Regions from separate parts of the Homo sapiens genome. Here region 1 is linked to region 2. A link is an interaction called in ENCODE POLR2A ChIA-PET data of the cell type or tissue named here. Cell type or tissue: MCF 10A. All regions are shown on one strand. Each heading gives the region's core, and the rest is flanking DNA. Links, peaks and the distances in the headings are about the cores only.

Region 1 (5,366 bases), core at 126-5,125, 120 kb after region 2:
CACCCAGGCCCCTGGTCAGCAGGCTCACAGAGTGGCGGTACAGCTTGACACTGTTGGTATATAGGAACTCCAGCACTGCCAGGAAGGCCTCAGTTGGCACAGTGCTTAGCACCACAGGACTGGGCACCCCGGGGCCTGGCTCTGTGCCCAGAAGTCGCTGGAAGAAGTTGCATCTACAGGCCAACAAGCACCGATGGGCAAATACCTCCTGCCGTTCTTGACCAACCACGAAGCAAACATCACTGTGGGAGACAGGCAGAGAGGCAGCGGGGAGGAGGCCAGCACCCGGAGTGCAACTTGGGCTGTGCCTTTGCCCACTCTGGGTCTTAGTTTCCTAACCAGAATGTAAGAGACAGGGCTTCGTCCCTCCAGCAGAAGGTCTGGGACCCAAAGCCCTGAGTTCTAGTCCCAGCTCCACCTAATGGGTACCATAGGCAAGTGACTTCCTATCTTTGAATCTCAGGTTTCTCACCCATGAAATGGGACAATAATCCTAAACCTCAGGTCTCAGAGGAGATGACTATGCTTGATTACTGAGGGGCATCTGGGCTAATAGAAGCAAGGTTGATCCCACCTTCCCCTCTCCTCCCCAGCCTGAGTCTTGGGGGCAGGGAAGCTTCTTTTGGCTCCTCCTCCACCAGCTGCAAACTCAGCTTTTTTTCAGCCCTCCTCCAGACAGGAGGGTGTGGGGGTGTGGGGCACAGAGTGCACAACGACTGCAAACAGACACAGCAGTGATGCACCATCATGAGCCAGACCACAGTTTCCATCTTCATGATCACTTCCGGCCCCAGCTCTGGGCCTCTGAACAAGGCAGGGGATAGGAGGCAGATGAGGCTGGAGCCTCCTAGAGCCTCTTAGTCCCAGGTCCAAAGCCTGGGGGGTTCACATTACCCAGACCAGACTGTGACCCCAAAGAAGCAGGGTGATGGAAGTCACCACCCTTTGGGGAAGAGCTCAGATCTGAGACCATGAGGACAGAGAACTTCATTCTAGCTCTCCTGAGCAGCCCGGCCTCCTGTAAACTCTACCCCTGGTTTCAGACACCACTGGCATCCCGGCCAGCAGGGAGCAGCCAGCACCCCCGAGGCTTCCTGTCAGGGACTATGGCTCAATCTCTGGAGCTTTGTTCTTCTTGTGAAGCCTCAGTTCCCAGAACAGGTCATCTGTTCCTCTTCTTCTAGCAGTGAGGCCTCAATACCAAGCTGAGTGAGTGGAGGGAGGAGGGGAATCATGACCCACCATCTCTAAGGATCCCAGGGGCTGAGAATCATTTTCTTCTGCCAGGGGCCAAAGTCCAAAGAAGGAAGGGCTTTGCCTGAGCTCACACAGCAGCTCCACCCCGCCAGCCTTGCCTCTGGCCCTCAGGGTCTCACAGACACTGAGTGACCAGTAGCCATGTTCCACATTTGACCTCCCCATAGCCTAAGTTCACCAGGGAGGATGGCCAAGTTCTAATTCCCAGCCTCTTCTCACCAGGGCCTCCTTAGAGTCCTGGGGCCCACAGAGCCAGCTAAGAAAAACCCGCAGGCAGGGCCCACCCCTCACCTGTATCGCGGGTTGTTGACAAGGCTTCGGAGTGCTGCGGAAAAAGGTTCAGCTTTCCCATGCACGACCAGTCCCAAGGGCTCCATGAGTGAGAAGGGGTTGGGGTGGAGGAGGGAGCCTGGGAGGCCTGGCCAGGCCCTAGAGCTGGTGAGGTTAGCAAGGCCTGAGAGGGAGAAGCAGGGACTTGGGAGGCCTGTTTGCTGAGAAGCTGAAGTTTAGGAGTGGAGCAGGAGAGGCCCAAGCTCCTGAAGGCATCAGAGGCCAGAGGCTCGGGGACAGGAACAGACACAGGGAGGGGGCCAGGAGAAGCTGAGGCTGGAGTGGCCTATGGTCCTGGGAAGAAGCTGGCTGGCTGGCGGCGGCGGCGGCGGCGAAAGAGGCCCTGGCTGGGAGTCTGCCCAGGCAGCCGACGGGGTGGGAAGCCTGTGGGTTTCCATGGAAACTGGAGCTGGCCTGAGAAGAGACTCCACCCATCTCCCGGGCAGGCCCAGGGAAAACTTCAGCCCTTAGAGGGGCATTAAGCGCCATACGAGGGTCTTAGCCCCCGAAGCTGAGCCTGCCCTAGGTTCAGAGTTCAAACTCCTTGCCCTCCTAACCCTTCCCTCCTCCACAGGCACACAGGGTCAGGATCCGGTTAGCCAGGCCGGGGAAACCCCCACTCAACAGGGAAAATCCTCGCCCCCATAGATGGGTCAGGGCCCCGACCTGGCTTGTTTGGGAGGGGACAGTCCCATCCCTGCCAGAGGAGGAGTCACATGAGTTGTCAGCCCTGGCAGAGGTGTCACAGCCTCTGCCATCTCTGAAATGTAACTTTGGGGAAACCTAGGTACTAGAGGTGTAGCCAGCTAGGGACAAGCCCCAGGACACTTGGGTCAGCAAAGGTCACGAGGCTGGACTCGGGGTTCACTGCCGAGTCACTGCCACTTTATAAGGCCTGGTGCCTACCAGCTGAGCCAGTGGGCCTCCCCTCCCCCGCACATAGCCCTGAACTGAGGAAGTCATCCAAGCCCCACCCTAACTCTGCGCCGGGAGCGGAAATGTTTGTCCTTGTCGAGGCCGATGGGGAGACAACAGAGCCATGACGTGTTCCTTCCTGTGGGCCCAGACTCTGGATTCCTGAGCCACCACCCCCGCAGCCTCAAGATCTCCCCCTAACCTAGGCCTCTGTGACTTGTTCACGAATGGCCAGTCATCTGGCCATTCCACAAGGGGAGAAAATGGGCCCTGGCTCAAGAGTCCTGGGGTAGGACAAAGCCTTTCTGACCACAGCCTTGCTCTACATCTGCCCCTCTGTTGCCTGCGCTTAGGAAGTTTGCCTCTAAGCTGCAAGACCCTGTCGGCCGCTCTCCCTGATGACTCAGGGGCACCCCATGCTCAGCACATGCTCACAGCAACAATGCTCTCAGGTTAAGCCAGAGCCAGACTGGAGGGAGGGATCCTGGGAGGGAGGAGTGTTTGCTCTAGCAACCCATGGCAACTCCACAACACAGGTCTTTCCCCTCCCACTTGCCCTTCAGGCCAGCGGGGCCAGGGCTGTGCAGCCAGGACAGAACTCAGAAGCCAAAGCCTGCGGGTGACTCAGGTGCCTGAGGGAGTTTCGGGAGCAGAGGGCAGCCATCTCAGAACTGATTCTGGAGGAAGTGGGATCAGAGGCCAAAGGCAGAAGGTGGAAGGGGGCTTCATGAGTCATCTGCCCTCAGCCTGGGCCAGGTGTAGGGGAGATCTTTGTGCCAGCCACCCTAGAGTAGATCTGGGTGGAAGATGACTGGATTCAACACCCCCAGGGCTGGAAGGATCTGTGGGGTTGAAGGAGCTGAGTCTGTCAGTCCTTCCTGGTTAGGGGTTGGAGGCTCTGCCTCCACAGTCCAGGCTGAGGCAGAGGCCTGCCTCTCCTTCCAGAGAAGTCGGGTGGAAGGGAGAAATGGCAGTCTCTAAGACTCCGAGCGTACCTGGCTAACTTCCATAGTGCCCAGAGAAGGAGCTCAGTCGGCAAGGACTAGCCGAGGATCCCAGTCCTAGCAGCCTCCTGTCCCCTGCTCATGTGTCTAACAGCCTTTAACCTTCTCAGCACCTAGGAACCCAGGCAGCCTGGGACTATCTGATCCACTTGTTCTAAAACACAGGTAAGAAGGGGGTAGAAGGTAAAAACCCTTGACATCACTGAGCAAGAGGCTGGGGTGGGTAGACAGATGCCTGGTGAAGGCCACCCTGAGTGTGGTTCCTCCAGCCAGCAGGTCCATGGCCAGCAGGCCTCTGCCCCCGGGACGCCAGGAGGAGGAGAATGCCAAAGACTCCGGGCGGAAACCCTCACCGGTGCGGCCCCGAGGCTGCCTGCCCAGCATTGATGAGGCCCGACCGGCAGGTCCAGGTCCAGCCCCGGCCTCGCGCCGGGGCTCCATGCTGGGCCTGGCCGCGTCCTTCTCCCGCCGCAACTCGCTGGTCGGGCCAGGCGCGGGTCCTGGGGGTCAGCGGCCATCCCTGGGCCCGGTGCCCCCTCTGGGCTCAAGGGTCAGCTTCTCAGGGTTGCCCCTGGCGCCCGCCCGTTGGGTGGCGCCCTCCTACCGCACGGAGCCAGTGCCCGGGGAGCGCTGGGAGGCTGCGCGTGCACAGCGTGCCCTGGAGGCGGCGCTGGCCGCAGGGCTGCACGACGCGTGCTACTCCAGCGACGAGGCCGCGCGGCTGGTGCGGGAGCTCTGCGAGCAGGTGCACGTTCGCCTGCGCGAGCTCAGCCCGCCACGCTACAAGCTGGTATGCAGTGTGGTGCTGGGGCCGCGCGCGGGCCAGGGCGTTCACGTGGTCAGCCGTGCGCTCTGGGACGTGGCGCGCGATGGGCTGGCCTCGGTCTCCTACACCAACACCTCGCTCTTCGCGGTGGCCACGGTCCACGGGCTCTACTGCGAGTGAGGGGGAGTCCAATTCTGCAAAATTGTTTATTATCCTAGGAGGAGGCCCCCCTGGGGCTCACATCCCAATAAATAAGTGTCTGACAATAAATAAAAGTGGTCCATAAATAACGCCCCCTAGCTGGGAGCTAAGGCTCAGGCTTATCTTGGAGATGGGGTAGGAGCCAGCGAAGACAAGCCGCCCCCAACTCCAGTAAAGCTGGTCCCTGATTCCCTGGGGGATTCGGCCCAAAGCCCCCAGTGAGGCACCAAAGGAAGGGGGAAGGCCACAAAGGCAAGGGCCAGAGCCTGACAGGCACAGGCCTCAGGCCTCAGGGCTTGGGTCCTAGGCTGGGCTGCGGTCCCGGAGCAGGCGCAGAGCATAGCGGAGTCGCTGCCGCAGGTCTGGAGAGCAGCCCAGCTGCCGAAGGTGGGAAGCGAGGTAAGTACAAGCACTACGATTTCGGGCCACAAAAGTCACAAGGAGGGGCTCCCAGCCACTGAGAATCAGCTTGGTGTGGTCCCCGTAGAAGTTCACCTGCACACAGAGCATGACAGTGGTCAGGACCTAGGCTCCGGGCCCAGCTTCCTCCCCAGCACCCTGGGCCTCCCAGACCTTCCCGCAACTCCTGGATAGGCTCTTACCTGGACAGTGCCATCACTAAACAGCATGAGGAGAGCCTGATCCGTCTTGACCCACTGCAGCAGCAAGGGCGGAGCAGGTACCTCTACCTCTTCCACACTGGGCAGATCTCCACCCTGGGAGCAGGATCAGGGCAGGTCACTGATCCAGCGTGAGACAGCCCCCTCCCCATTAGTGTATGCCTTATCCTCTAGCTTTCAGCAACCCCAACCACCACCAAGGGGGAATCAGAGGGATCAGGATGGGTTAGTTTTCTTTTCTTTATTTTTTTTTTTTGAGATGGAGTCTCGCTC
Region 2 (5,366 bases), core at 269-5,268:
TCTCCTCCAAAAATGATAGTCTCTCAAAACAGGAAATTACATTGGTACCATACTTTAACATACAGACCTTGTTTAAACGTCACCAATTAATAATATCCTTTAGAGCAGTACAAAACAAATTTGATCACCTATGTTTTAAACACCATGGCATGTGCTATAGGACACTCATTGGTATAGTTTGGATGTTCCCCCAAATCTCTTGTTGAAATGTAATCCCCAGTGTTGGAGGTAGGGCCTGGTGGGAGGTGTTTGGGTCATGGGTGCGGATCCCTCATGGCTTGGTGCTGTTCTTGTGATAGTGAGTGAGTTCTCATTTAAAGGTGTATGGCATCTCTCCCCCAGCTCTCTCTTATTCCCTCTCTTGCCATGTGACCAGCCTGCTCTCGCTTTACCTTCTGCCATGAGTAAAAAGTTCCCTGAGGCTTCCCCAGAAACCTCCTGTATGCTTCCTGTATACCCTGCAGAACCATGAGACAATTATAAATTATAAATCTTTCTTTGTAAATTACCTAGTTGCAGATTCTTTATAGTAACGCAAAATGGCCTAACGCACTTATTATAGCTCCTCTCTCATCTCAATCCTGTTTTTTTTTTTTGAGATGGAATCTCACTCTGTCACCCAAGCTGGAGTGCACTACAGTGGCACGATCTCAGCTCACTGCAACCTCCACCTCCCGGGTTCAAGTAATTCTCCTGCCTCAGCCTCCCAAGCAGCTGGGACTACAGGGCGTAACACCACACTCGGCTAATTTTTGTATTTTTAGTAGAGACAGTCTTTCGCCATGTTGGCCAGGCTGGTCTCAAAGTCCTGACCCCAGGTGATCCACCCACCTTGGCCTCCCAAAGTCTTGGGATTACAGGCGTGAGCCACTGCACCCACCCTTCAATCCTGTGTTGTTTCCAAGAGCACTGAGCAGATACTGTGTTCCCTGGTGTATTCATACAGGCAGGGCAAATGGCTTTATTTGATTTTTTTTTTCTTTTGTATGATTCAGTGGAGCAGCGTGACTTCATTGGAGTGGACAGCACAGGAAAGAGGCTGCTCTTCATGGCTAATGAAGCAGACTTGGATGAAGAGCTGGTCATTAAGGGATCCATCCTACAGAAGTAAGCCCTAGGGTTTTTTCTTCTGGCAATTCTCCTTGTCTTAAAACAAAATAAAACCACCCAGTGGATGGGAAAGAGGGAATGAAAACTAGACTATACTGTGTGAAATTGACAAAAGTATGTGAATATTTTTCCCATGAGACAGGATGAAGGCTTTTCTTCACTGCATAAGCCTGTTTCCCTGTCTTTTCTTGCCAAGGTAGAGCCAAATCCTGCAAAAGAGTAAAGCAAAGCAGCTGTGAGGAGAACAGGACTGTCTTTCTGACAGTGTTATAAATCCCCTTTAAAAAAAAAAGTGGTAAAAAAAACACATGACATAAAATGTACCATTGTAACCTTTGTTTTTTTGTTTTGTTTTGGTTTGGTTTGGTTTGGCTTTGGTTTTTGTTTTAAGTTTTTTGAGACTGAGTCTCACTCTGTCACCCAGGCTGGAGTACAGTGGTGCAATCTTGGCTCACTGCGACCTCTGCCTCCTGGGTTCAAGTGATTCTCCTGCCTCAGCCTCCTGAGTAGCTGGGATTACAGGTATGCGCCACCACGCCCAGCTAATTTTTGTATTTTTAGTAGAGACGGAGTTTCACCATGTTGGCCAGGCTGGTCTCTAGCTCCTGACCTCAAGTGATCCGCCCACCTCGGCCCCCCAAAGTGCTAGGATTACAGGCGTGAGCCACCGTGCGGCCCATTCTAAGTGGCCTTTTTTTTTGGAGAGGGAGTCTTGCTCTGTTGCCCAGGCTGGAATGCAATGGTGCAATCTTGGCTCACTGTAACCTCCGCCTCCCAGGTTCAAGCGATTCTCCTGCCTCAGCCTCCCAAGCAGCTGGGACTACAGGCATGTGCCACCACACCCAGCTAATTTTTGTATTTTTAGTAGATACGGGGTTTCACCATATTGGCTGGGCTGGTATTGAACTCCTGACCCGTAGTCCACCCGCCTCAGCCCCCAAAGTGCTGGGGATTACAGGAGTGAGCCACCGTGCCCAGCCCTAAGTGGCCATTTTTAAGTGAACAGTTGAGTAGTGTTAAATGTGTTCACATTGTGGTGAAACAGATCTCGAGAACTTTCATCTTGCAAATCTGAAATTCTATACCTATCAAACAACAGCTCCCCTCCCCATTTTTTTCTCCCCGCAAGGCCTTGCTACCCACGATTCTACTTTAAATATCTAAGTGAAATCATACAATATTGGTCTTTTTGTGACTGGCTAATTTTACTTAGCATAATGTCCTCAAGGTTTGTCCATGCCGTAGCATATAACGGATTTCGTTTTTTTTAAGGCTGAATAATACTCCGTTGTATGTATGTAGCCACATTTTGTCATCCATTTATCTTCTGACAGACATTTGAGTTGCTGCCACCTCTTGGCTATTGTGAATAGTGCTGCAGTGAACGTGGGTGTACAGACATCTCTTCAAGACCTTGCTTTCAGTTCTTTTGGATATATATTTAGAAGTGGGATTACTGGATCATATGGTAGAGAACTATGATGTTTAATTTTTTGAGGAAACTACATACTGTTTCCATGGCATTTTCACTATTTTACAATCCCACCAACAGTGCATAAGAGCCCCAGTTTCTCCACACCAGTACTTACATGGTAGCTGGTCTCAGATACAGAAGGAAAAGAGAATTCATTTATGTTATATCAAAACAAATAAAACATCTGGGCAGAGCCATGACTCAAGCATGAGTAAGCTCAAAAGAATCAGAATGTCAGCTGTACAAATATACTACAGAAAACAAAATGAAAGCAAGAAAAATGTCCCGTAAAAGACAAAGAAGCTATCCTGAAAAGAATATAACTCAAGAAACAGAAGAAATTTTCTTAAAACTATGCAACTGTATAACCATAAAACTACTTATTACAACATGAATTTAATAAATAAAAGTTCAGTAATGAGATGATAAAAAAGAGGATATTATAGAACCAAAAAAAAGAGGATTGGCCAGGCATGGTGGCTCACGCCTGTAATTCCAGCACTTTGGGAGGCAGAGGCAGGTGGATCACAAGGTCGGGAGATCGAGACTATCCTGGCTAACACAGTGAAACCCCGTCTCTACTAAAAATACAAAAATTAGCCAGGCGTGGTGGCATGTGCCTGTAGTCCCAGCTACTTGGGAGGCTGAGGCAGGAGAATTGCTTGAACCCAAGAGTCAGGGGTTGCAGTGAGCCTAGATTGCGCTGGGCGACAGAGTGAGACTCGGTCTCAAAAAACAAACAAAAACAAACAAACAAAAAAAGGATTAAATTATTACAGAGTTAATAAATTTTAAAATAGCTAAAGAATGGCATAGACACCACTGAAAATCAAATTATTGACAAAGAGGAATGGTCTGAGATATCAGTGATCTAGGTAAAAAAGAAAATCGTTTAAGAAATTAGAATCTCTGGCTGGGCGCGGTGGCTCACGCCTGTAATCCCAGCACTTTGGGAGGCCTAGGCGGGGGGATCACGAGGTCAGGAGATCAAGACCATCTTGGCTAACACGGTGAAACCCTGTCTCTACTAAAAATACAAAAAATTAGCTGGGTGTGGTGGCAGGCACCTGTAGTCCCAGCTACTCGGGAGGCTGAGGCAGGAGAATGGCATGAACCTGGGAGGCAGAGCTTGCAGTGAGCCGAGATTGCACCGCTGTACTCCAGCCTGGGTGACACAGCGAGACTCTGTCTCAAAAAAAAAAAAAAAAAAGGAAAGAAATTAGAATCTCTGAGGTTGGAGGATTGCTTGAGCCTAGGAGGTTGAGGCTGCAGTGAGCCATGATTGTACTACTGCACTCCAGGCTGGGTGACAGAGTGAGACCCTGTCTCAAAAAAATGAAAGAAAGAAAGAGAGAAAGAGAAGGAGGGAGGGAGGAAGGAAGGGAGGAAAAGAAAGAAATTAGAATCTCATAGAAATGAAATACAAAGATGATTAAATGTAATTAATGAATTAATGCCTCTGAATTAGAACATGGATTTCTAGAAAGAAAGAAATGGAGAGAAGAAAACATCAGTGAAATAATTTTTAAAATTTTCTGAGGATAAAAGGAACTGGGTTTCTAGACTGAAAGGAAACTGAGTTCCCAGTAAAATGGAGAAAAGAAACATACCAAGGTTATCATTGTGAAATTTTATAACTGCTAACAAAGAGATCTTACAAGCTCCCGGAGAGGAGAGAGGATATCATATACAAAGGAATTAAAATAGCTTTGAACTTCCTAACAGCAATACTGGCAACTATAAACAATGACTTTAACATTCTTATTTCTATCTAATCAAACTATCAATCAAATATGAGAGTAGAATGAGAACTTTTTAGACATTTGTTTTCCATGCATCTATTTTGAGAAAGCTTACTAGACAAGGATGCCCACTTTCACTGCTGTTACCCAGCATAGTACTGGAAGTCCTAGCTAGAGCAGTCAAACAAGAGAAGGAAATAAAGGGCATCTAAATTGGAAAGGAAGAAGTCAAATTATCTGTGTTTGCAGATGAAATAATCTTGTATTTGGAAAAAACTAAAGACTCCATGAAAAACTATTAGAACTGATAAATATAGTAAAGTTCCAGGATACAAAGTCAATATATGAAAATCAGTAGTATTTCTATATGCTAACAGCAAAGGATCTGAAAAAGAATTAGCCAGGCATGGTGGTATGTGCCTGTAGTCCCAGCTACTTGGGAGGCTAACGCATGAGAAGTGCTTGAAGCTGGGAGGCAGAGGTTACAGCGAGCCGAGATGGTGCCGCTGCACTCCAGCCTGGGCAACAGAGCAAGACTCAGTCTCAAAAAAAAAAAAAAAAAAAAAAAAAAATCTGAAAAAGAAATCAAGAAAGTAATTCTATTACAATAGCTACAAATAAAATAAATTACCTGGGGATTAACTTAACCAAAGAAGCAAAAGGTCTCTACAATGAAAATTATAAAATATTGATGCAAGAATTTGAAGAGGACACAAAAAATGGAAAGATATTCCATGTTCATGGATTGAAAAAATCAGTATTGTTACAATATCCATACTCCTCAAAGCAATCTGCAGATTTTTTTTTTTTTTTTTTTGTCTTGAGACAGAGTCTCGCTCTATATCCCAGGCTAGAGTGCAGTGGTGTGATCTCAGCTCACTGCAACCTCCACCTCCCGGGCTCAAATGATTCTCCTGCCTCAGCCGCCCAAGTAGCTGGGATTACAGGCGCCCACCACCATGCCCAGCTAATTTTTGTATTTTTAGTGGAGATGGGGTTTCACCATGTTGCCCAGGCTGGTCTTGAACTCCTGACCTCAG

Evidence for each region. Peaks named below come from ENCODE experiments on the same cell type or tissue, not always from the same donor. Only the 100,000 strongest peaks of a DNase experiment are listed, where the experiment ranks them.
Region 1: POLR2A ChIA-PET joins it to region 2 with 5 read pairs; 11 of 35 experiments call an interaction of 5 or more read pairs at or near these places.

Annotation. Positions count from the first base shown.
Region 1 is chr1:44,805,089-44,810,454 of GRCh38, reverse strand. It overlaps PLK3 (polo like kinase 3), which reads right to left. Exons shown (of 15, transcript NM_004073.4): 14 at 5,076-5,189; 15 at 4,465-4,968. The coding sequence ends at 4,777. DYNLT4 (dynein light chain Tctex-type 4) reads left to right here and starts at 3,104. Exons shown (of 3, transcript NM_001377534.1): 1 at 3,104-3,130; 2 at 3,617-3,671; 3 at 3,776-4,562. The coding sequence starts at 3,787. The coding sequence ends at 4,452. BTBD19 (BTB domain containing 19) reads right to left here and starts at 1,932. Exons shown (of 8, transcript NM_001136537.3): 1 at 1,549-1,932; 2 at 29-242. The coding sequence starts at 1,634. RefSeq lists enhancers at 178-267, 778-1,387, 1,668-2,037, 1,234-2,083, 2,418-2,667 and 3 more. In MCF 10A, for the core only: no CTCF peak of the experiment used is centred there; DNase peaks (open chromatin) are centred at 164, 1,104, 2,604 and 3,014.
Region 2 is chr1:44,922,369-44,927,734 of GRCh38, reverse strand. It overlaps EIF2B3 (eukaryotic translation initiation factor 2B subunit gamma), which reads left to right. Exons shown (of 12, transcript NM_020365.5): 5 at 996-1,107. Among named protein-coding and RNA genes, the nearest start is that of EIF2B3, 62 kb to the left of the region's middle. In MCF 10A, for the core only: a CTCF peak has its summit at 2,483 (motif pointing left); DNase peaks (open chromatin) are centred at 2,484 and 2,774.